Regions from separate parts of the Mus musculus genome. Here all the other regions are linked to region 3. Evidence: chromatin loops called from intact Hi-C (ENCODE). Cell type or tissue: heart. All regions are shown on one strand. Links, peaks and the distances in the headings refer to the core of each region. The heading gives the core; the rest is flanking DNA.

The links. Hi-C counts contacts between places; a loop is a spot of excess contacts. Peaks named below come from ENCODE experiments on the same cell type or tissue, not always from the same donor. Only the 100,000 strongest peaks of a DNase experiment are listed, where the experiment ranks them.
Region 1: it touches region 3 in a loop (3-fold over the local background); 3 of 42 quality-filtered maps call a loop at or near these places.
Region 2: it touches region 3 in a loop (4-fold over the local background); 2 of 42 quality-filtered maps call a loop at or near these places.
Region 4: it touches region 3 in a loop (2.8-fold over the local background); 3 of 42 quality-filtered maps call a loop at or near these places.

What each region holds. Positions count from the first base shown.
Region 1 is chr11:60,929,081-60,934,995 of GRCm38, forward strand. It overlaps Map2k3 (mitogen-activated protein kinase kinase 3), which reads left to right and starts at 2,974. Exons shown (of 12, transcript NM_008928.5): 1 at 2,974-3,191. The coding sequence starts at 3,143. It overlaps Map2k3os (mitogen-activated protein kinase kinase 3, opposite strand), which reads right to left and starts at 2,787. Exons shown (of 2, transcript NR_027800.1): 1 at 2,486-2,787. In heart, for the core only: a CTCF peak has its summit at 2,946; DNase peaks (open chromatin) are centred at 1,951, 2,041 and 2,891; H3K4me3 peaks cover 2,500 bases; H3K27ac peaks cover 2,413 bases.
Region 2 is chr11:60,557,272-60,563,186 of GRCm38, forward strand. Alkbh5 (alkB homolog 5, RNA demethylase) reads left to right here. Exons shown (of 4, transcript NM_172943.4): 4 at 1-1,241. It also overlaps the pseudogene Gm12628. Among named protein-coding and RNA genes, the nearest start is that of Alkbh5, 23 kb to the left of the region's middle. In heart, for the core only: no CTCF peak of the experiment used is centred there; a DNase peak (open chromatin) is centred at 2,320.
Region 3 is chr11:60,877,304-60,883,218 of GRCm38, forward strand. It overlaps Tmem11 (transmembrane protein 11), which reads right to left and starts at 1,735. Exons shown (of 2, transcript NM_173453.3): 1 at 1,410-1,735. The coding sequence starts at 1,465. In heart, for the core only: CTCF peaks have their summits at 1,664 and 2,377 (motif pointing left); DNase peaks (open chromatin) are centred at 1,598 and 2,408; H3K4me3 peaks cover 1,455 bases; H3K27ac peaks cover 1,477 bases.
Region 4 is chr11:60,725,059-60,730,973 of GRCm38, forward strand. Flii (flightless I actin binding protein) reads right to left here and starts at 2,205. Exons shown (of 30, transcript NM_022009.2): 1 at 2,069-2,205; 2 at 100-210. The coding sequence starts at 2,131. It overlaps Mief2 (mitochondrial elongation factor 2), which reads left to right and starts at 3,340. Exons shown (of 4, transcript NM_001009927.2): 1 at 3,340-3,509; 2 at 5,225-5,377; 3 at 5,572-5,734; 4 at 5,858-5,915. The coding sequence starts at 5,231. It overlaps Mir5100 (microRNA 5100), which reads left to right and starts at 3,605; the gene lies at 3,605-3,668. In heart, for the core only: a CTCF peak has its summit at 2,230; DNase peaks (open chromatin) are centred at 2,203 and 3,353; H3K4me3 peaks cover 2,500 bases; H3K27ac peaks cover 2,248 bases.

The DNA.
Region 1 (5,915 bases), core at 1,592-4,091, 52 kb after region 3:
TCTCGGAGCTTTGCCTGCCTCTGCCTCCCAAGTGTTGGCATTAAAGGTGTGTGCCACAACTGCCTGGCAATCCTTTGCTTTCTGTTCTGTTCTGTGCCCATGAAAATGCACACCTCCTTGGGAGGTGTATGTTCTGAGTGTTCAGTGAGTGCCTACTGTGCACTGTGGAAGCCAGGAGCCAAGTGTGGTGCTGCTCTCTACAGCTTGCCTCAGAAGGAGTCTGCATGAAGGACCACCACACAGTAGGTAGGGCTGTGAAAATGGCATATGCTGTTGTACAGGTAGTGTCATGTCACACGTATGAATTATCATGTGATATTTCAAAATGGTGGCCATTTAAATACAGAAGGTTAAAAGAAATATACCTAAGAGGTAAGTATCCCTTGTGTTTCTTCATATGGCAGAGGAAGGACATTCCTGGCTGAGGGGACAGCCTTTGAAAAGATCGGATCAAGAAGGAAAGCTTGGTTTTGAAGTGTCTGGATATGTCAACAGGGCCAGAGGGTTGGAAATTCCTACCTAGGGAACCAGGAAAGATCTGAGCTGGGCCTAGCCCGGCTTTCAGAAAACTCTCTTTGCAGCAACTAGCACAGAAGTGAGAAAGCTGGGCAGCAGGCAGAGCACAGAGGGTATCGTTTTATCCTGAGTGGGGCACCCACAGAGAACAGCCACACTAGGGCTGGTCACAAGAAGGCACACACCCCAGGTCAGCAAGCCTTGGGAGGTTCTGCAGATGGCAGGACACTGCACATACAACCAGAGCTGTGCATGACCACTGTGCCTGTCAATAGGCCTGCCCCTGGGCAGCCATGCTAAATGCATACAAACCCTGTGCATCTTGTGGGAATTCATGTGTGCTTGGGGTGTATGATCAGTGCATGCGGAGGAGGCTCTAACAGCATCTGGAAGGGGCTGCATCTGAGGGAGCCTCTCATTTCTGACCATACCAGTGGTGACACAATTGGTTTGGGGGCTTTCGCTTCTTCTCTTGGAGATTCTATCCTTTCTCTTGCTTCTTTAAATCTCTGCTTCTGTGGCACCTTTAAGGGAGGCTTTTCCTGACTGCCCTCACTAAAATCACACTCCCACCTCCAGACACACCTTCTCTCGTCCCCTTTTTTCCACAGCATTTGTCAACCTGAGACACCCTATCATTTCACTTAGGCCAGAAGTCCATTCCTTTCTGAGAGCAGCGTTGTGTCTGTTTTGTTCGTCGTTGATCCCACAATGCTACATCCACAGTGTGTGCTCAACCAGTGAGTTGCTCCCCACACACTAGGTTTGGACCACCCCCTTTCTTCAACTCACAGTCACATGCTAACACAGGCTGAACCCTTCCCATCCCCAACCTCAGCTTTCCTTAGAGGGGTCTGCTCTCCCGGGAGTCAGAGTAAGAGATGGCCTGCTGGGATCTGAGTCTAGTGCTCTGGCCAGTTTCTGAGTGGTCATGAACTTCCCCCAGCTAACTGTGACACTTAGGGACAGGAGGGTAACAGATGCTGTTGGCAGAGGTGGCCAGAGAGAAAAAGTCTTCCATCATGCCCCTCATTCCAGCAGCTGACTGGCTTGCTGGTGCAGCCTAGCCTGGCTTCCTGAGCAGGTCTCCACTCCCTGCCCTGGCCTTTCTGTTTCTTCCAAGGATGGTCTCTTACCTCTCTTTCTGATGACTAGTCCAGGAAGGTCACCTTCTTTGACCCCACCCAGGTGAGGCAGGGCCTCTTAGGACTCTTGTATCTATTTATAGCACCCCACATGGAGTCTGTGATCCCTGGGCTGTTTGTCAAGTTCTCTGACTAACCCATTAAACTCCTCCTGTTTGAGGGCCTTGTCTGAGTCACCCTGGTGCCCAAGAGCCTGGCACGGGACTAGTCACTTTACCCATGTCTGTGGCATGCTTTTCCTACTTCCTCTGTTCATTCCTTAAATATTTCTTAGGCACCTACTATGTGCATGGCTCTGGGCTAAGCCTTGGGATTCAGCAGAGGATGAGACATTCAGGATTCCTAATGGGGAGGGGCACGTGGCACGGGAGGAGGGCTGCGGTAGAAATCAAATATGCAAGCCAGGCATTCGGGGCCTGAGTGTTGGCCAGAGAGCTAAGACTTACTCCAGCTCCGACTGACTCCTTGACCTTGTGCTTCTTGCCCTCACTAGACCTGACTTTCCAATCGACCCCAGAGATTCCTGGTTAGTGTGAGGACAGAGGCTCAGCGACCGACGGCCGAGATGGAACCCCAGTCAAGGCTGGCAAAAGGTATTTCAGTGTTTGGAATGACACTTTGTTTAATCGGAGACTACTCCCCAGCCCGGAGAGTGGAGCTGCTATAATGTTACAACCAGTTACTTTGTCACTAGGCAAAGGTTAGCCACTGAATTCCCCGCTCCCTAGGTGCTGGCGTGCCAGGTGCTTGTAGAGGCTGGACTTAAACGCGTGCTCGTTCAGCAAGGCGCAGTAAACTCTTTCCCACAGTCGGTGAACACTCACCTGGCACGCGCCCGCCGTGGGATCGCTCTTTTCCTGCTGCCCTAGGAGGCAAGCCGGTGGTCGCCGCTCTCTTCAGGGGAGCACATGGACGCTCATCCTCGGTATGGCTCAGCCATTTAGGAGTCTAGTCTCACTCAGGGAACACTTTTAACCCCACGGAGCACATCGGCCCTGCCCTGCCCCCCTAGAGATCTTGGGATTTTCCAGATTGCGACCCGCACACGCTGTGCCATAGGGGGGCACAGGCTGGGGCACCCAGGACCACGCCAGCACAATCCCCCGAGTGGGTAGGGCAGTCATCTAGACGGCAAGAGGGCGGAGCCGAGCTGTACTAAGGGGAAAGCTGGGTTGGATTCCGGCTCTTGGAGGGTGGGGTTTGTGCGTGACAGTCCGGGCGGCGTCTGATAGGCTGGGGCCTTTTCAGGCGGGCCAATCAGTACGATGGGCGGGGCCTGCGTGGCGCCGTCGGCAGGCGTCCGGCGCTGCCCAGTGTGGCTTTGGCGCCGCCCGCCTCGGACGCTTGGAACCGTCGCGTCTGTGTCGCCTGTCGCCCATCGCCTGCCGCCGCTGCCAGCCACCAGCAGCCATGAGCGCGCCCGGCCCCGGTGTAGTCTGCTGTCCTCTAGATTAGTGCTCTCCGCCGCGACGGTCCGCAGCATGGAGTCGCCCGCCGCGAGCCCGCCGGCCAGCTTGCCTCAGACCAAAGGTAGGCTCTCCCGCCCTGTTGCGCGGCCCGTGCCACATTCAATTTGAGTCCGCCCGTGATCCTGGGCTCCCTTCCGGGCTGGGCACAGACGTCTGCACTCCAACCCAGGACTGGGTCCAGCCCAAGCCCGGGACCTCACGGGACCTTATTGGAATCCGGATCTTAGGCCGTGGGACTTCACCCAGGCAGGACCTAGTTCTCGCTCCACTCCCAAGTCTGTAGCCTCACCGTGAGCTCCTCATTTAGGCTTCCGGGCTTCATCCTGGACTCAGGGATTTCAGTGATCCCTGCTAGAGGGTCTTTGGGCTGCTCTAGCCCTCTCAGGCCAGGCTCTTGGATTTTGTCCAGGCTGGAATTTACTCTGGGCCCCAGGGCTGTGTTCCCAATGCCGGAAACCTGTCTACTCAGAGCTCCTCCACTCTTCCAACTCCTTCCATCCTTGTGAATCCTCCTTTGCCCCATGTCTTGCTGGCCTGCTCACTGGCTGCCTGCACTCCTCCCTAAGGCTGTCCCTGTAGAACTTCCTGGCGTCTCCACTTCGCAGCTCTGCCCATGCTACCTGCTACTCAGTTGCAGTCTTCTCACTGAGTTTCCCGAGCTGACCGATTCTTGCACCTAGTGTTTCTTAGTCTGCTCTTAGACGTGCTGTTTGGTCCTTGGGCTAGCAGCAGGCCAGGGGCTGGCTGTGCAAAGCTTGTCCTTCTCCAATTAACTGTCTTTCCTGGAAATTTCTGTGAGGTGGCAGTGGTGCTGCGTGGGCTGCAGCAGCAGCATTTGTCATGGGAAGTGAGGGGGACAAGATTTGGAGGTCAGAATGCTTTTTTTTTTTCTCCAGGAAGAGAGAAGGATGTTTTTTTTTGACATGTCAGAGACTCAGTAGGGTTGATCTGCAGAAAAGATTTCCAAGCTGGACCTGGAGATATGAATGGGTTGACCCTCTGAATTCTGAACTGCTTCACCTGGCTAGTCTCTGGGCATGTCTAGGACTTATTAATGAAATGGATATTAGGGGCGTGATGTGAGATTGAATGTAGAGTGGTTTGAAGCAAGCACGTCTGAGATGATCGAGAACCCAGCATAGCGCCCAGCACATAGTAGGTACCCAGGGGCAAATAGTTGTTGCACTTCCTTGACTATCTCCAGCTTTCCTGCTGCAACGCTGGGCCCAGTTTTGGATTGCAGCTGCAGAGCACAGAGGACAGGGATGGCGGGCACCTAAGAGGGTACTTGTGCAGTGGTGGCCTTCTCTCCTTCTGACCTAGGAAACCTCAACCTCAGGAGTCCTGGTCCTGGTCAGGTTGTCCTGAGCAGGCGGGGGCCTTTTGGGTCCCCTACAGCTGGCTTCCATGGCCCTGCAGGAGCCTAGTGGACGGGGTAATTGCATCTTACATAAGTGGGAGGCCAGATCCCTGACCATTGCCCAACTTCTGTGAGTAACTAGGGAGGCACTTATTGGGGGAGGTGGCTGGGGAGGACCTTGCAGTGCAGACCTCGTGGAACTTGAGAACCAGGAAATTAGATGCTGCTCCACTCAGGAAGGGTTTGGAAGCAGTGTTTGTTTTGGAGGCATTTCAGCTCTTCCAGGCAAGAGATGCCTCACCAAAATAAAAGTTGCAGTTGCAGATCACAGCCGGAGAGATTGTGAGTGATAGGGAGAGACCATGGGCTTTCATGTGCTTGGTGACTTGAGGCCTGGCACTGGACGTTCCGGGCCTCTCTTCTGAGTGTGAGTTTGCAGATTGTAGGTTAGGTAACATGGTATTGGATGGTTTGGGTGGAGGCTTTTTCCTGGGCCAGAATCCCTGTAGCCTTTTAGGGGTCTGGAGATAGCTGTAGTGGGAAACTGACAATATCCATTCACCAAAACTCTAAGAGGTTTTTTTTTTTCTTTTTTCCACGTGTTATACATTGCTTTATTACTCATCACCCCATTTGCCCATAAACAGAGGCTGGGGAACACTTACCATTCACAGAGGCTGCACAGCTATGTTGGCAGAGCACAGCTACAGCAGGTTCTATGATGATCTCCTTCCATCCCGTTCCCATGTGAGGTGCTTAGGGGAGCCATGGGACCCTGGGACCCTGGCTATCACCCCCATGTTCACTGGAGCGTGAGGTCTGCTGAAGCAGAGGACCACCTATCATGCACGCAGTCTTTACAGTGGATGCTTCCCTCAGTGTGACCCTGCAACTGGTGCAAAGTGGAGACCTTGGCGAGGCCATACCAATGTGGACCCTGACAGGAACTCTTTTTCACCTTTGCAGGAGACTTAAAAATTACACACACAACCAGGCAGTGGTGGTGCACGCCTTTAATCCCAGCACTTGGGAGGCAGCAGAGTCAGGCGGATTTCTGAGTTTGAGGTCAGCCTGGTCTACAGAGTGAGTTCTAGGACAGCCAGAGCTACACGGAGAAACCCTGTCTTGAAAAGCCAAAACCAAAAAAAAAAATATACACATGATATATATATATATATATATATATATATATATATATATATATATATGCATGCCACATGTAGTATACTAGTATACTTTGTGGGTATCAGTTCTTTCAGTTCAGTCTTGTGGATCAACCTTCCACCATGTGGGTTTCAGGCATGGACCTTAGATTATTAGACTTGATAGTAAGTACTCTTACCTGCTGGGCTATCTTGCTAGCCTGTTTGCAGAGGACTTTGAACACAGCGGGGAGTGGTAGCACCTGACCTTTGGTGGGGACTG
Region 2 (5,915 bases), core at 1,198-3,697, 320 kb before region 3:
TGGTGCGTGCCTCTAATTCCAGCACAGGCTGAGGCAGAAGGATCAAAAGTTTAAGGCCTGCCTGGGCCTTGTCTCAAAAAGCAAAGCAGCCAGGCATGGTGCTTGTCTGTAATGCCAGCAGGAGTGTCGCAGGTTTGAGGCCAGTTTAGTCTACATAGGGAGCTTGAGGACAGCCTAGGCTACATTGTGAGACCCTGTCTCAACAACAAAGATATAGACTGTTTTGTGCTCTCCTTAAGACTTTGGTAGGAAGCCTATTCCTGCCTCTTGCGGCTTGGTATGGCTCTAACCACTCTAGTTGCAAGTACTCTAGATTCATAGTCACATGGCCTCTTTTTGTATGCTACATTTCAGTGCCTCTCTGCACCCCACCGTGTGTGTGTGTGTGTGTGTGTGTGTGTGTGTGTGTGTGTGTGTGTGTGTGTGTGTGTATAGAAAGGATAGAAAGGGTCTCACTCTAGCTCAGGCCATCCTTGAAATAGCAATCTTGCCACTGCATCCAGCCTTTTCTGTCTGTCTTAGTTGGGCATTTGTCTTTGGATATAGGGACTCCCATATACTCCACAGCTGCATAGCTCCACTTCCTTTTTTTTTTTTTTTTTTTTTTTTTTTTTTTTTTTTTTTTTGACAGTGCTAGGGATGGAACCCAGCGCCTCTCCAGTGTTAAGCAAGGACTCTACCACTGATCCACACCCTAACTCCCACCTACTCCTTATAAAAATAAAGTATATGCCTTCCAGAAACTAGAACCTGAGAACCTTGGGGGCCGACATGCAGCTTACGATGCTGCTCTTTCTTCAGAAATTGTTACTAAATCTGTGGCCTATTGATTCCTCAAAGAAATTGTATTAATTTCGATTGAAATTTCTTAGCCTCAGCACTATTTTAAAATTTAATCTGGATGATGATAATTACTCCATTGCTTGCTTGTATTTTTTTCTGTAGTGCTGGGGATTAGGTGAGGGCCTTGTGCATTCTAGGCCTTGTAAATGTTACCTATGCCCCAGCAGCTCATTGCTTTCTTAAGTTTAAACCTATGCTGTCCAATCTGGAACCACTGGACTCCGGCTTTTGAGCACTTGAAATATGGCTAGTTTCAATTGAGATATGCTTTATACACCAGAATTTGAAGTTAGTATTAAAAAGAATGTAAAATATATAATTGATAACTTTATATTGATTACATGTTGAAATACTATTTTGGACATACTGAGTTAAATAAAATACATTATTTAAATTAATTTCACCTGTTTGAGTTTTTTTTTTTTTTTTTTTTTTTTTTAACTTGACTGTGGTCTGTCTGGTGTGGGCTCATGCACATGCAGGCAGGTGCCTGAGGACCCAGAAGAGAGAATAGCACCCCAGGGAGCTAGGATTAACAGACTAAGCTGTCCCATGTGGTTGCTGGAGATCATTAAAACTCTTGTTTCTGTTTGGAATCTGGCTTTTCAGTTATTGTTTGTCTGCTGGGAATCGCATAGGATTGGATAGATAGCTTACCTAACGTGTGTTCAATCCCAGCACCATCCACACAGACAACGCAGACCCTAGGTAACAATAAATACACTGGTAATGCCCGCACTGGGAAAACATGCAGAAGAGCACGGGTTCTGGGTGAAAAGAACAGTAAATGCGGTGAACAACAAAAAGCCTTACTTTGGAATATCAGTACCTTTGTTTTTAATATAATTTCAATTCTGTATAGTTATTTCTCCCCTCCTTCAGTGCTGGGGACCAAACTCAGAACAGGGAGAATGCTAGGAAAAACAAACAAACAAACAAAAAAACCCCAGTAAAACTAAGTCCTGTACTCTGAATTCCAATGTTAACTGACACAGGAAGTTTGTGAGAATGCATCTGATATATATACACACACGCCATATTATTTTGGTGCTAGGAATTGAACAAAGGACTTGGTGTGTTGGGCAGGCACACTACCACTGAATTACACCCTCTTAAACAAGATTTGCTAGTTGAATTTTGCAGCTAGTGTGGGATACTCCTGGGTGTTATTTGTGGGCTTTTGGCAGGAGGAACCTGGTCTGGTGAGCTCTTGTGAAGAGTCAAAATTAGTAGGAGTCACTGCACTGTCAAGCAACGAGGATGAGGACTTGTATAGCCAGGGAACTGAGGGCCCCAAATCTATTGTGGGTGCAGGAGCCCAGTTTGAGATCCACCAACTCTTTACCAGACATGCATTGCTGCAGTTCTCCCTGTGTCCTCAGTGTGGCAGCAGAGCCCCGATGGCATTATTTCCTGGTGGCAAGCAGATCAGCCAGTCCTGCATATGGATGGAACTAAGTACCCAGAGATCACATGATCTGCCTGAGGCTGCCCGCTGCTTCTGTTCTACATTGCCAGGGTATTTGTGGCTATACTTGCTTAAAGGCATACAACCTGAAGACAAGCAGATGCCATCAGGGATCCATGAGCTGTGAACAGATTGCCTGCAATGTTGACCTCACCCCACCTTAGAGAGAAGGGTGCACCTATCACATCTCAAGTGGTAGAATTGCTCAAGGTTCTCTTACAGGGCCTGGGCTCTCCTGAGTTACTAGGGGTGCTTCTTAGTACTGACTTCCTAGGGTATGCTATATAGCTCCTATGTTTCCTCTCGAAGCTGGACGCCTATCACATTTCCCTTCTTTATTATCATATTTAATTCTTTTTTTAAGATTTATTTTATGTATGTGAGTACACTGTTGCTGTCTTCAGACACTCTAGAAGAGAGCATCATTCTCATTACAGATGGTGTAAGACACCACATGGTAGCTGGGAATTGAACTCAGGACCTCTGGAAGAGCAGTCAGCACTCTTTCCACTGAGCCATCTTTCCAGCCCCCATTCAATTCTTACAATTTTTAACACCACACTTAGAGTCAAATCCTAATTCTACAACTGTCGGGAACAAGCAGCATCCTCTCTGGCTTCAGTGTCTTCCTCTGTAAAATAACCATAGGCTTTAGCTGACAGCACTCAGGAGGCAGAGGCAGGCAGATCTCTAAGTTCAAGGCCAGCCTGGTCTACTAAACAAGTTCAAGGACAGCCAGAGCTACACAGAGAAACCCTATCTCAAAACAGCAACAACAACACACACACACAGAGACACAGAAACACACAATGAACAATTCACATATACAAAATGAGTGTGGCATAAAAGGAAGGGTTGCCTGCACAGACAACTCACAGTATTAACTAATAGAGGAATATTGCGCCCATTCTACAGTGAGGAAATGGAAGGAGATGGCAGAGGCAGTGTGTTAGAACCTGGAATCACAGACAGGAATGGATTATATAGCACCCGTTCTTACAGCCTCAAAGCCACCCTCCCAGTAGATATACCCAAGTCTTGCTCACAGCCACAGGTAGCTATCCTAGAGCCAGGGAAACAGAGAGAGCTGAACAGGTAAGGACACTTGCTGCCAAGTCTGATGATCTGAGTTTGGTCCCCAGAACCCCAAGGAAAAGGTAGGAGAAAGAAAACTGAGTCCACCAAGTTGTCTGTATGTGCCTCACTCCCACATCATACATGTATGCATATACAGGTGCACTCATGTGCATACACTAGGAAGAATAAATAAAATACTTTGTTTCCAGTTGATGGAAGGGGACTTTATTTGATCTCAGGGTCACTCCAGCTATGACCTCATCTTCATTTGACCTTATTTTGGGGGTGCAGGTTGTTGGTATGGCCCCACTTCTTGCAGCAGTCGACTGCACGAGGGTGCAGGCATGTGTAGCACTTGCAGCAGATCATCTTGTTACTTGTCCTTCTGGGCAAGCTGACACTGGCAGGGCTCAAGGATGCCACCTCGCAGACGCAGCACCAGGTACAAGGTGGAATGGTTCTGGATGTAGTAGTTGGAAAGGGTGCGTCCATCCTGCAGCTGTTTGCCGGCAAATACCAGCCTCTGCTGGTCAACTGGGATGCCTTCCTTGTCTTGGATCTTGACCTTGACATTCTTGATGGTGTCACTGGGCTCAACCTCAAAAGTGATGGTCTTGCCTGTCAGGGTCTTCACAAAGATCTGCATGTTGACCTCTGCCAATTGGCCTCCTAGTGGTAGAAAAAATGAAATGTTTTAAAAGAAGAGCTCTTGTACTAAGGTCAAATCTAAGTGGATTAAGGAACTCCACATAAAACCAGAGACACTGAAACTTATAGAGGAGAAAGTAGGGAAAAGCCTCGAAGATATGGGTTCAGGGGAAAAATTCCTGAATAGAACAGCAATGGCTTGTGCTGTAAGATCGAGAATCAATAAATGGGACCTCATAAAATTGCAAAGCTTCTGCAACGCAAAAGACACTGTCAATAAGACACAAAGGCCACCAACAGATTGGGAAAGGATCTTTACCTATCCCAAATCAGATAGGGGACTAATATCCAATATATATAAAGAACTCAAGAAGGTGGACTCCAGAAAATCAAATAACCCCATTAAAAAATGGGGCTCAGAGCTGAACAAAGAATTCTCACCTGAGGAATATTGAATGGCTGAGAAGCACCTGAAAAAATGTTCAACATCCTTAATCATCAGGGAAATGCAAATCAAAACAACCCTGAGATTCCACTTCACTCCAGTCAGAATGGCTAAGATCAAAAATTCAGGTGACAGCAGATGCTGGCCAGGATATGGAAAAAGAGGAACACTCCTCCATTGTTGGTGGGATTGCAAGCTTGTACAACCACTCTGGAAATCAGTCTGGTGGTTCCTCAGAAAATTGGACATAGTACTACCGGAGGATCCTCTCCTAGGCATATAGAAGATGTCCCAACAGGTAAGAAGGACACATGCTCCACTATGCTCATAGCAGCCTTATTTATAATAGCCAGAAGCTGGAAAGAACCCAGATGCCCCTCAACAGAGGAATGGATACAGAAAATGTGGTACATTTACACAATGGAATACTACTCAGCTATTTAAAAAATGAATTCATGAAATTCCTAGGCAAATGGATGGACCTGGAGGGCATCATCCTGAATGAGGTAACCCAATCACAAAGGAACTCGCACAATATGTACTCATTGATAAGTGGATATTAGCCCAGAAACTTAGGATACCCAAGATATAAGATACAATTTGCTAAACGCATGAAATTCAAGAAGAACGAAGACCAAAGTGTGGACACGTTGCCCCTTCTTAGAAATGGGAACAAAACACCCATGGAAGGAGTTACAGAGACAAAATTTGGAGCTGTGACGAAAGGATGGACCATCTAGTGATTGCCATATGCAGGGATCCATCCCATAATCAACTTCCAAACGCTGACACCATTGCATACACTAGCAAGATTTTGCTGAAAGGACCCAGATATAGCTGTCTCTGGTGAGACTATGCCGGGGCCTAACAAACACAGAAGTGGATGATCACAGTCAGCTATTGGATGGGTCACACGGCCCTCAATGGAGGAGCTAGAAAAATTACCCAAGAAGCTAAAGGGACCTGTAACCCTATAGGTGGAACAACAATATGACCTAACCAATACTCCGGAGCTCTTGTCTCTAACTGCATATGTATCAAAAGATGGCCTAGTCGGCCATCAATGCAAGGAGAGGCCCATTGGAATTGAAAACTTTATATGCCCCAGTACAGGGGAACCCCAGGGCCAAAAAGGGGGAGTGGGTGGGTAGGGGATTGGGGGGGTGGGTATGGCGGACTTTTGGGATAGCATTGAAAATGTAAAAGAGGAAAATACCTAATTAAAAAAAAAAAAAAAAAAGAAGAGCTCATACCAATATCCATGGTCAGGCCTGTGTCAAGGTGAGTCCTACCTCAGGTGAAGGATGAACGGACGTATTATCTTTGACTTTTTATTTTTTAACTTGTATTTATTATCTATTATATGTAAGTACACTGTAGCTGATGTCTTCAGACACCCCAGAAGAGGGAGTCACATCTTGTTATAGAATTTGT
Region 3 (5,915 bases), core at 1,409-3,908:
GCCCTTTCAGTCTGTGTCCAAGAACAAGAGTATGGCAGGGTGCAGTAGCCCAAACCTTTATTCCCAGTGCTTGGGAGGCAGAGGTAGGCGGGCCTCTGTGAGGTCAAGGCCAGCCTGGTCTATAGAGTGAGTTTCAGAACAGCCAGAGAGAGCTACACAGTAACTCTAATGACTCTACACACGTGGCTCTAAAAACAAGCAAACAGAAATATTAGGAAAGTTCTTCCCTTCTGTTGGGCTGAAATTAAAATCCTGAAAGCATCCTTAGGGATTTAAGGACTCGGAAAACAAGATAACCTCTCTGGCTGTTCTTATCTAAGAAATAAGTGGGAGTTAGGGAAAAAACAAACAAACAAACAAACAAACAAACACTCCTCGCCACTGCTTTTCCATGTCACAGTAAACGCAGAACGGATTATTTAGCATAACCGAACTCAGGAGTAAAACTGGCTACCACTTCTGCCAAGCAGGAAGACTAGTGTGGGATGGAAAAGCTGTCGTATGCAATAGCAAGAAACATGGGATGCGTCAGTCAAAAAGGAACAACGCAGATTAGTTGAGACACAACTTTTATGGTTGACAGTACTCATTGGAAACGGAGGGGAAAAAGTCAAACTTTGCTTTTTTTTTTTTTCTTTTCCTTTTTCTGACATCCACAGTAAAATGCGGAGGACTTAGCAAGACCGACTGGGCAGGTTAATCCAGTAGCGCCACCGATATACACCCACCTCCCCAAACTTCTTATCGTTGAACAGCTTCTAGTAACCTATTAGCTAAAAATAATTCCCAGAAGGAAAAGGCTACAAGTTCAACCCGAAACACGTCAACTACTCTTGTCATCCGGAAATCACTGGAAGAAACAAAACCCCTAGCGCCCCCAAACGCATTCAGTAGGAAAGGTCACTACAAAGGACTTAGGGCAGAAGTGCTCGAAGAGAACCCTCAAAAAGTGGCGACGATTGCTCGCTCACAAGGCGGCCAGGCTCAGGCTCTTGGAGGCGCGCCCGGCACGCTGCCGCTCTCAGCAAACGCCCCTATAAAGCACACGGCGCCGCGAGCCTCTACCCTCCTCCTCTCCCCGGAGCCCATCCACGCCACACCGGGCGCCCAGGCCGAGCGGGCCACGTGCGCGAGCCAGCGGCCCGGAGCCCACAGGACGCTCGGTAGGACAGCGTGGCGGCCCTCGCAGCTACTCACCCTGGCTCACCGCCCACCCGGCTGCGGGTCGCCGCCCCTCCGAGTCGCGCTCCCCTCGCTCCTGGCCGTCGCGCCGCCCCGCTCCTCCCACACCTAAGCCCCCGCGGACTGGGCCCCGCGCGTGGCGGGCACACGATCCGGAGTCGCGCGTGGCACAGAGGCTTCGCCGGCTCTGCGGTCGACCTTCGCCCGCGGTCGCGAGCCCAGCTTACCTCTCTCGGGAGCCGCCGCCGCCCGGACCCAGACGCCTCCTTCCCCACGCGGCCATCTTGGAGACTCTCGGTTCGTCGGGGGCTGGAGCCGACGCGGCTCAGGGCGCGCGGGAGCCGAAGGGAAACGTAGTCCCGTGAGCCGCGCGGACGAGGTGGGAGGTTGCGAGAAGGACTACACTGCCCACAATACCTCACGCCGGAAGCCTGCTGTAAGCTGCCGCGCGCAAGAGGGCGAGGGGGTGGGATCCGCCTTAGGAAAGAGTCTTCAAGTCGCAAAGTGCGAGTCGCTGCGCCCACCGCCTGGACGTCCTTGGGCTCCCAGAACGAGTGGCTGAAGGAGAGCGGAAAGAAAGCGCCTACCACTCCCAGAGCGCTTCGCGCGACGATCCCGCCCTCACAGCCTGAGAGGCCCAACCCTTGGCCTCGGCCCTGTTGCCCTTCACCGTGGCTTCGGCCGCTGGGGGCCTGAGTCCCCCAGTTCTCACACTTTACAATGACTTGAGCAGCTTAACCTTTCTCCTTTCCCATCTGCAGACCAGAACTCGTGCACCTTCAGTCCGAAGGTTACCTCTGCCTCCGCGGCGTCAACTGCCCCCCTCTCCTGACCGGAACTTGCCCGGCTGACAAATCCAGAGATTTTGAAGGTCTGTAGATGTGCTTGCCCTAAAACGCCTTTTCCTCCCAGTCAGGTTTTATGCTTGTCTGGTTTCTATAAAGTTCCTGGTTTTCAAATTGAATATGCAACTCCGCCTCCGATTGCCAAACTCGTAACACATGCAAGTGTGGCAAAAGAATAGGGATGTGTAGAGAGACGTCAAGAATAAGGTATGAGGGGGCTGCGGAGATTGTTCAGTACTTAAGAGCACTAACGGCTCTTTCAGGGGACTGTGGATCAGTTTCTGGCACGTGGTAGCTAACAACAGTCAGCTATTGCAGTAACGTCTGACGCCCTCTTCTGGCCTTACGACCACAGCACACGTGTAGTGCACAAAACACCCAGACACAATCAATCAATCAATCAATGCCAGTTGATAGTGCCTGGGATCCCTTCCTTGCCTGGATTACTCAATAACAAACAGCATGCAAGAGAAAAACTTGGCCTGGAGAAGGCAGGTAATGGCTAAGGACTTCAGGTTATGCATTCTTCCAGATCACTAGCCCATTCCCTACCTGAGTGTCTTTGTAAATTTTTTTTTTTTAAGTAAATTGCCTCTATTGCTAACTATGCATCTCTGATACAATTCTTTGTCCTGAGACACAAGAACCTAGGAACTTATGTAGGTGGTCCCTGTGACTCAGCCAGGAGGTAAAAATCTATGTTTTCTCTCCCATTTCCCCCTTCCTTAACTACACTCTACTACCCAGGAACATCTGTGAGAAAGCTCTCAGCTCTTTAGGAACCTGATAAAAGTGCAGGGGTGACGGGCAGTGGTGGCGCACGCCTTTAATCCCAGCACTTGGGAGGCAGAGGCAGGTGGATTTCTGAGTTCGAGGCCAGCCTGGTCTACAGAGTGAGTTCCAGGACAGCCACGGCTACAGAGAAACCCTGTCTCAAACAAACAAACAAAACAAAACAAAACAAAAAAGGTGCAGGGGCGTGTTCTCTTTCCCATTACCCTATAGCCACTGCCTAGGGGATGTCTGAACCCTTTTCTCAGCCCTACTGCAGTATGAGCAAAAAACAATGTGTACTGACCAGGGACTGCCAAGCCCACATTTAAGCTGGGAAGCAGCTAGCCAGGAGGGTCTGCCTTTACTGGGAGTCCTCAAGGATCTAGTGTTCTGGTGCCAAGTCAGAGACATGGTGGATCCCACCGGGGATCTATGTCCCTGTCTTAGATTTATTTCTTGTTGCTGTGATAAAAATACACAAGCCACTTAAGGGAGAAGAGGATTTATTTGGCCTACACTTCAGGTCATAGTCTGCGGTGGTTTTAATAACGGTCCCCATAGGCGCATATATTTAAATGTTTGATTCCCAATTGTACTGTTTAGGAAGAATGAGGAGGTCTGGCTTTTATTGTTGAAGGTGAGTCACCGGGAATGGGTTTGAGGTTTCAAAAGCCCATGCCAGGCCCTGTTCTTCTTTCTGCCTGGTGATTGTTTCAAAATATAAGCTCTTGGTGACTACTCCAACACCTGCCTGTCTGCAGCCATACTCCCCACCATAATGGTCATGAATTCACCCTCTGAAAGTGCAAACAAGCCTCTAATCAAATGCTTTCTTTTCTGAGTTTAACTGTTCATGGTGTCTGATCACCTCAATAGAAACATAACTGACAGTCATGACATCATGGCAGGGAAGTCAGAGCAGTAGGAATGTGAGAGCGCTGTCACTACATCCACAGTAAAGAGCACAGGTTGGGCTGGAGAGATAGCTCAGCGGTTAAGAGCATTGACCGCTCTTCCAGAGGTCCTAAGTTCAATTCCCAGCAACTACATGGTGGCTCACAACCATCTGTAAAGGGATCTGATGCCCTCTTCTGGTGTGTCTGGAAACAGCTACAGTGTATTCATATAAATAAAACAAATCTTTTAAAAAAGAGCGAGAGTGCAGGATGTATTAATGTGTGCTCATACCCAGTTCTTTCTCTTTCTCTGCTTGTGTATAGTTCAGGGTCTCTTGCCTCCCATAGTGGGTAGGTTTGTGTAAAGTTGGCAACACAAAACAACCTTATCACTTATAAATTTGACAAACACTGCTTTAAGCCATAACCGTAAACTTTCACTCCTCCTTCTCCAAATCTCAGGCTTATCTCATAATATAAAAAAACAATTCAACTTTTAAAATCCCAACAAAGTCCAAAGTCAATCCCAGTACTTGGGAGGTAGAGGCAGGCAGGCATATCTCTGACTTTGAGGCTAGCCTGTTTTACAGAATGAGTTCCAGGACAGCCAAGGCTACACAGAGAAACCCTGTCTTGAAAAACCACAAAATAAAAGTCCAAAGTCTTAACAGTGAGCTATAATAATAATAGAAATCATATACTGATAGAGAATAAACATTTCCCTTTCAAAATGGAAAGATCGGTGCATATTAAGGACCAAAACAAAACAAAAATTCAGCAGTGCAAACACCAAGTCCCCAAGCTCTATCTATACTATCTGGGGCTAAGCACACCTTTAATCTCAGCACTTGGGAGGCAGAGGCAGGCGGTTCTGAGTTTGAGGCCAGCCTGGTCTACAGAGTGAGTTCCAGGACAGCCAGGGCTATACAGAGAAACCCTGTCTCGGGAAAAAAAAAAATCGGCTATGGTCGGAAAAGCTTGGGCATATCCATTTTCAAGCCCTGCTAGCTCACATAGCTTAACTTTTGGGCTAGCTCCACTCCACACCTGTGGCCATTCTTGTTAGATAACCCATGATTCTGGCATCTCCAAAGTCCTAGGGTATCTACTACAGTTTAGGTTTCACCTTCACAGCCTCACACAGTGGCCACTCAGGAACTCTGACCCTGCCACACAGTTCTGGCTTTGGTGGCCCTCCATGACTTTCTCAATCTTGCATCTTTGCCATCAAAACCAGTACTACATAGATAGTATGTCAAGCTATGCTGCCAGCTTGAGGTGTATATAATATATATCTCCATAGCCTAGCTCTCTTGGATCACAGCAATATCAGCTTCTATGTGCTGACCCTGAAGAAACACTTTTCTATTGTCACCGTGCAGAGTGCCAGGCTTCTCTTTAGCAACTCCATTCGGTCTCTGTAACAGTTATGGCTGCTTTGTTGTCTGCACTCTTCTCTGAAACTTTAAGCTTGCCTACATACTTTTCCTCTGTCAAAGAAATTAGTCCATTATCTCTAAATTGAGCATCACTCAAATTCTTGGGACATGGCAGAATGAAACAAACCACAAGCTTGGTCAACATACCACAAGAATGGCCCCTGGCATAGGTCCTGACACAGCCCTTGATCCCCTGTGAAATCGCATGAGCCAGGCTTCCTCCTCTGTGTCTCCCTCAATGTTACTATCTTCCCAGCGCCCACCAGAATGACCTTTAACCTCTGTGTACAGTTTTCAATGGATTTTCTTTTTGTTTGGGTTCTTTTGTGGTTTTTTTTTTTCTTTCCATTTTTTATTAGGTATTTAGCTCATTTACATTTCCAATGCTATACCAAAAGTCCCCCATACCCACCCACCCCCACTCCCCTACCCGCCCACCCCCCCTTTTTGGCCCTGGCGTTCCCCTGTTCTGGGGCATATAAAGTTTGTGTGTCCAATGGGCCTCTCTTTCCAGTGATGGCCGACTAGGCCATCTTTTGATACGTGGTTTTGTTTTTTACTTTTTAAAAATTTTATGTGCATTGGTGTTTTGCCTACATGTTTATCTGTGTGACAGTGTCAGATACTCTGGAACTGAAGCCACAGACAGTTTTGAGCTCCCATGTAGGTGCTGGGAACTGAACCGGGTCCTCTGAAAGAGAAACCAGGACTCCTCTCTCTCTCTCTCTCTCTCTCTCTCTCTCTCTCTCTCTCTCTCTCTCTCTCTCTCACACACACAC
Region 4 (5,915 bases), core at 1,230-3,729, 150 kb before region 3:
TTTTCTCTTGATTCCACTCCCCTTTTTTGCAGAGTATGCCAACCTGGCCTAGCCCCTAGGATAGGACCCTCCCCGCGCCCCGCCGCCTACATCCCTTACCAGCTTCTGCAGAGCCGCAAGTTCTTCAGGCAGGTAGCAGAGGCCTGTGCGATTCAGCTTTAGCCATCGCAGGCTGGTCATAGCCTTAACATTCTCAGGGAAGTAGCCACCCTGGGGGGTGGGGAGGAAACAGGAGGGTGAGGACAGTCTAGGAGATGAGTGCCTCCTCTCATCACCTTCTGTGGTCCCTAGAGAACATTTCTCTTTCTTACTCACAGAATGGCACTAAACGAAAGCTCCCAAAGGACAAACATCCTGGCCCAAACGTGTCTCTCCAGCTGGAGTCTGTCCCTGGTGTGTTTCAAGGGTTCCTCAGCATTCCACTGTGCTTAGTGGAACTCACATTGCTTTGCCTGGGGTTCCAAGGCAGTTTGGCTGTCTGGGATTGCACTAAGAGCCCAGCTCCCCAATGTTCCTTGAACAGTGTCATTCATTCATTCATTCATTCCTCACATGCAATGCCCACTTCAGCATCCCTGGCCTTTTTGTTTGTTGTTTTTCAAGACAGGGTTTCTTGGGGCTGGAGAGATAGCTCAGTGGTTAAGAGCACTGACTGTTTTTATGAAGGTCCTGAGTTCAAATTCTAGCAACCACATGGTGGCTTACAATCATCTGTAATGACATCTGACACCCTCTACTGGTGTGTCTGAAGACAGATACAGTGTACTTACATATAAATAATAAATAATTATTTTTTTAAATTAAAGACAGGGTTTCTCTGTGTGTAGCCTTGGCTGTCCTGGAACTCACTCTGTAGACCAGGCTGGCCTCAGACTCACAGAGATCCACCTGCCTCTGCCTCCTGAATGCTGGAATTAAAGGTCTGTGCCACCACACCAGCCTAAGGTTTTGTCCCCCTGTAACTCCCAATTACAGGGTTTCTCTGTGTAGTCCCTGCTGTCCTGGAACTCATTTTGTGTCCAGGCTGGCCTCTAACTCAGAGATCTGCCTGCCTCTGCCTCCCCAGTGTTGGAATTAAAGGCATTTGCCACTCCCTCCAGGCTACTCCTGGCAGTTTTGACATCTGAGCAGCATGAAGCTCAATTGCCTTTTGCTACTGTAACACCTCTTCTTCCAGTCACGTTCCCTAAGGTAACTCAGACGTTCCCAGTGGAGAGAGAATAGAGACCACAAGTGAGGATGGTGGGTATGTAGACAGGATGAAGTGATGCCCACAGTGTACGGGATCCAACATGTGTCCGTGTGCAGGTGAACACGGGAGGAGCCCACCTCCTCCTGCATCCCCCAATCTGATATCTAAAGGACTCGACCAGGCGGTGGAGAAGGTCCAGGCTTCTGAGCTGTCCTTCGGGGCCAGCTTTTCTCTCTTTGGGCCTGGGTCTAGCCGGCACATTTTTTTTTTCTTCAAGTCAAGACAGGGTTTCTCGATATAGCTATGGCTGTCCGGGAACTTGCTTTTAAGAGCAGGCTGACCACGAAGTCAAAGATCCACCTGCCTCCGCCTCCCAAGAGCTGGAATTAGAGGCGTGCACCACCACGCCCATAGCCTGGCTCTTTATAGTCAAGAACCAGGGCTGCTGGCTGCTTGTCCCCCTAGTCTAGCAGTTGAACAGACTTGCCGCCTAGGACCTGGCGCACCTGTCACACTCCTTACTAACAGATCTCTTTCCATTACACGCCACCAAACGGGCTGTTCCTGAGCCCCTAGGACTGGAGAGAACCCCGAGTTCGCGGAGGGAGAAGTGACGTCCCGAGACCACAGTGTGGGGCGGTGGCTGGCTAGGGCGTATTCCCTCGGTGGCATGGGGTCCGGTTCGCGGCCTGAGGGCTCAAATCCCGCGCGGCCCCAGACCCCCGGAGCCCCCGCCCAGGTCTTCCGCCCCGGGCGGGGCAGGCCCGGGAAGACTCGCGGAGGCCCGCCCGCCCCGCCCGCCGGTCCCGGAAGCGCAGAGGAAGCGGCCCGGGGAGACGGCCTAGGGGTCGCCTTTCCCCTTCTCCCCCAGCTAACCTTGAAGTCGTTGCCGCTGAGGTCCACGCCGCGCACGAACGGCAGCACCCCGGTGGCCTCCATGGTGGCGCAGCTCTCTTACGGGCAGGGAGGACGCGGGGCGGCCGAGAGCCGCGGGCTGGGTCAGCGCCGGCCCCGCCCCTTTAACCCGCGCGCGCCGCCTCCCGGCCGCGGCCTCTGCGGGAAGTGCTGCTAGGCGACTCCCAGAGCTGCGAGGCCTCCCTGGGACCAGAGTTCTGGGGAGGCCTGTAGGGGTCCCGCTGGAGATGATCAACACTTCCAGTCTCCTGTCGGAACGTGGAGGGTGGGGTCCAGGCACTGTCGCTTGGGCTGCTGTAGCCTCTGGGGCTGGCCGTGACCCAGGAGTGATGGTGGTAACAACGTCAGGGACACAGGCAGTTTGTGTGTGAGGGATCAGTGGTGGTGGTGGTGGTGGTAGTGGTGAGACTTCCGGGGCTTTGGGACCTAATCCTTCAGCTTCAGGACTCAACTTTGATCATGTGTAACACGGTCCCCAAAGTTGCCAGAGTACTCACATGTGGCAGCTTAGAGAGCAGGCTGCACAAACACTCACAATTCTCCCTTGGCATCAGGACTCCAGTCACCATTCTTTATTGATTTGTTTTGTGCTCTAGATCAGTGTATATCTCCTGGGCCAAGCTCTTAGTGGCCATCTTGCCCTGGCCAGCATACAGTAGGTTTCCCATAAACAGACACAGCTGTTCTATGGAAGTCCAGGGTCTGGCATCCCGGGTTTCAGGAGGGAAGAGACTGATAGAGTTCCCACGACAGATGGCAGAGCTCTTTTCCCATTATGTGTCAGGCAGGCCAAACGGAAATGGAACCACCAGGCACTCTAACAGGGGCGAACTTGAGAGGCAGAATGTGGGCCTTTGGGCTAACTGCAGTTTTGTCTGCCTGGCCCACCAAGGGACCATGAGCTCAGACTCCACACTGAGGCTCTCATTACAAGTACACACAAGGTCAGATGTGAGACTAAGTACGACTGCTGAGAATTCGATGTCAGTTGTGGCTTTAGTGTGAGGCCCTTTCTCAAGAAACAAAACACCCGAAAGTAAGTAAACTAGACAAGCCCCTGAATGATTGTCACACTCACCACCTCCCCCGCCCCCCTTGCGCTATCAATATAACCTTGCGCCTTTAAATCCGGAGTATGCTTGTGGTTTCCGCCCCAGACGGTCCCGGGGCGTGCCTGGCGATCATTGGCTGAGCTGCTCCGTTTTGAGCACGTGTGCGCAGGAGTTGTGCGCTCGGATTGGAGCGAAGGCCTGCTTATCCAGCGTGCCTTTCGGGTCACTTGCCGCCTCGGGCCTCGGCGTTCGGTTCCCGGGGTTTGAACGTTCCATTCCTAGGCGAGTCCTGGGCCTCCAGGGTCCTACTCGCCCTGTCCTTGGGTCCATGCGCTGACGCTCGGACGCAGGTACGGCTACAGCGCACCGGGTGGCCCGGTGTCTCCCAGCACTGGGCGTGGCGCGCATCCCGGGGCAGGTGGGGGCGTGGCCTGCGGTCACTGCGGTGGGAGGGAGGACTTGGGAACTGAAGAGCAGAGTTCGAATCCCAGCGGTGCCTCTTCCCGACTTGGGTATTGCACACGATTTCCAGGGCCACAGTGACTTCGCTCTTGAATAGAGTCTAAGAGCCTATTTGGTTACACGTTTCTGCTCAGTCATGATCAGAAGCAATCAGCTTTGGCCAGAATGTAAGAACAGGTGAAGTTCAGGCTGTCAAGAGTCGGGTTATTTTGTTATTTTTGTTTTGTTTTGAATAGAGGCTCTATTATGTAACTCTGGCTATCCTCCAACTCAGTGTGTAGACCAGGCTTGCCTTGACTGCCTCTGCCTCTTCAGTGCTGAAATTAAAGGCCTGCACCACCACATAGGGCCTAAGTGGGTTATATTTAGTCACCTATTTTATTCCTTTCTTACTGGAGTTTGAATACAAGACCCCTCTAGGTGTAGGGCTGAGTCCCACTTTAGACAGGTGATGGAATGCAAGCCCCTTCCATTTGCAGAGTGGCTTACTGCTCTGAGGGCAGTGGTGGGCAGTAACAGAGCAGAGCTGTTTCTGAGCTTGGAGTAGGCTCCCTGGCTGCCCTTTGACCTTACCAGGCTCGAGGACAGGGTCTTATTTTTAGTCTGGGGAGCATGGACAGGTGTCTCAGCTGAGTCACACAGTGCCTAAGGCTTCAGCTACTCTAGGCATCTTGTCACTTGGCAACTGAGTCCCAAGGCAACCATGGCCCTGAAAGAAGGGCTGAAGTCCTTGGTGCCCCGGCAGGCAATGACCTTTCTGGCTTAGTGGCCTGGGCCTGTGGATTTCTGTGACTTTTTCCCAAGTTCCTGACTGGGCCAGTCACACACTTCCCAGTCCTTACTGGTGCGGTCGTACAAATAAACAGAAGCCCTTGGCTCCGGGCCTTTCTCTCACCTTCTTACCCTCTCCAACTTTGTTCCGAGTCCATGGGCCCTGGCCAGCTTGTCCTGATTCAGTGTTTATTTAAGCCTACTTCACTCACCACTGCACCCTGGGGCCTTCAGCCTGGCTCTGATGGGGTTGCCCTAGCCCAGGTAGTTTTCTTGTCAAGGTCTGGGGGGGCCACTATCTAGATTCCTGAATTTGCTAAGGGTCTATCAAAGGTCTGACAGGCCCCACCCAGGCAAACTTTCTGGAAACCCATATTACAAGTATTTCTGGGCCTTTGGGTTCCTCCTGACTGGTTTTCACACAGTATGGCTGTTCTGGGTAGGTTCTGATTAGGAGTGAGGGAACTCGACCAGGAGGCATGGGGAAAATACTCAGGCTTTGGGAGTGGAAGAGTCTGGGGGCTGTGCTGTGAATCCCAGACCTTAGCACTCAGTTTGTGGCTTGGCAACTTTTGTCTTTGTAGACTCAGGGTGGTGATGTTGAACCCAGATTCCCAAGGTCTTGGGGTGGAGTCAGGAGAAAGGCCTGGATCCTTCCTATATGAACCCTTTTCCAGGGCTTGGAGGCTTGCAGGATTCAGGGAGGGGGCTGGCAGGTCCCCTGATTCCCTCCAAGAAACTCTTTGAGCAGCCCCTTTCTCACGGGTCCCCAGAAACCACCCTCTTGGTCATTGCTAAGCATCTATGCCTTACGAACTACATCTCTTTGCAGGTGACCATGGCAGAGTTCTCCCAGAAGCAGAGGAAACAGAGCGGCAGCGAGGGCCTGGGCAGTGTGGTGGACTTCCTCTTGGCTAATGCTCGATTGGTGCTAGGTGTGGGCGGGGCTGCAGTGCTGGGCATTGCTACCCTGGCTGTAAAGCGGGTAAGGCCAAGGGGGCAAGGCCTGCCTGAAACCTCCACAGGAGAAGGCCAGACTGGGGAGCTGGGGGACGGTGGGACTTTTGAGGTTGGACTGGAACACGGGGCCCCTACTTTTTCACCCTAGCTTCCTGGTTTGCTTTCCCCCCAGCTTTGCCATGGCCCCCGATGCTCTGATCTGTGTCACTTTGCCTATAGCTCATCGACAGGGCCACCAGCCCTCCAGATGAGGATGACACCAAGGGGGACAGCTGGAAGGAACTGAGCCTGCTGAGAGCCACATCGCCCCAAAAGCCCCAACCCCCTCCTGCTGCCTTCAGCCAGCCCCTAGCTACTGGGTCCCCCTCCCCCTCTGTGCCAGGTGAGCTACACTGCTTCTCTCTAGTGTGGTGAGCCCCTTGCACATGCCCAGCTAGTGAGCAGGTCGAGTTTTCTTAACTTGTGGGGCCTTCTAATATGTTCTCCTGGATGCTTCCCTCCGCAGTGGAGCCCACGCCCATTCATTCTCCCACGACACCTAAGTTCAGCACTATAGCACCCCT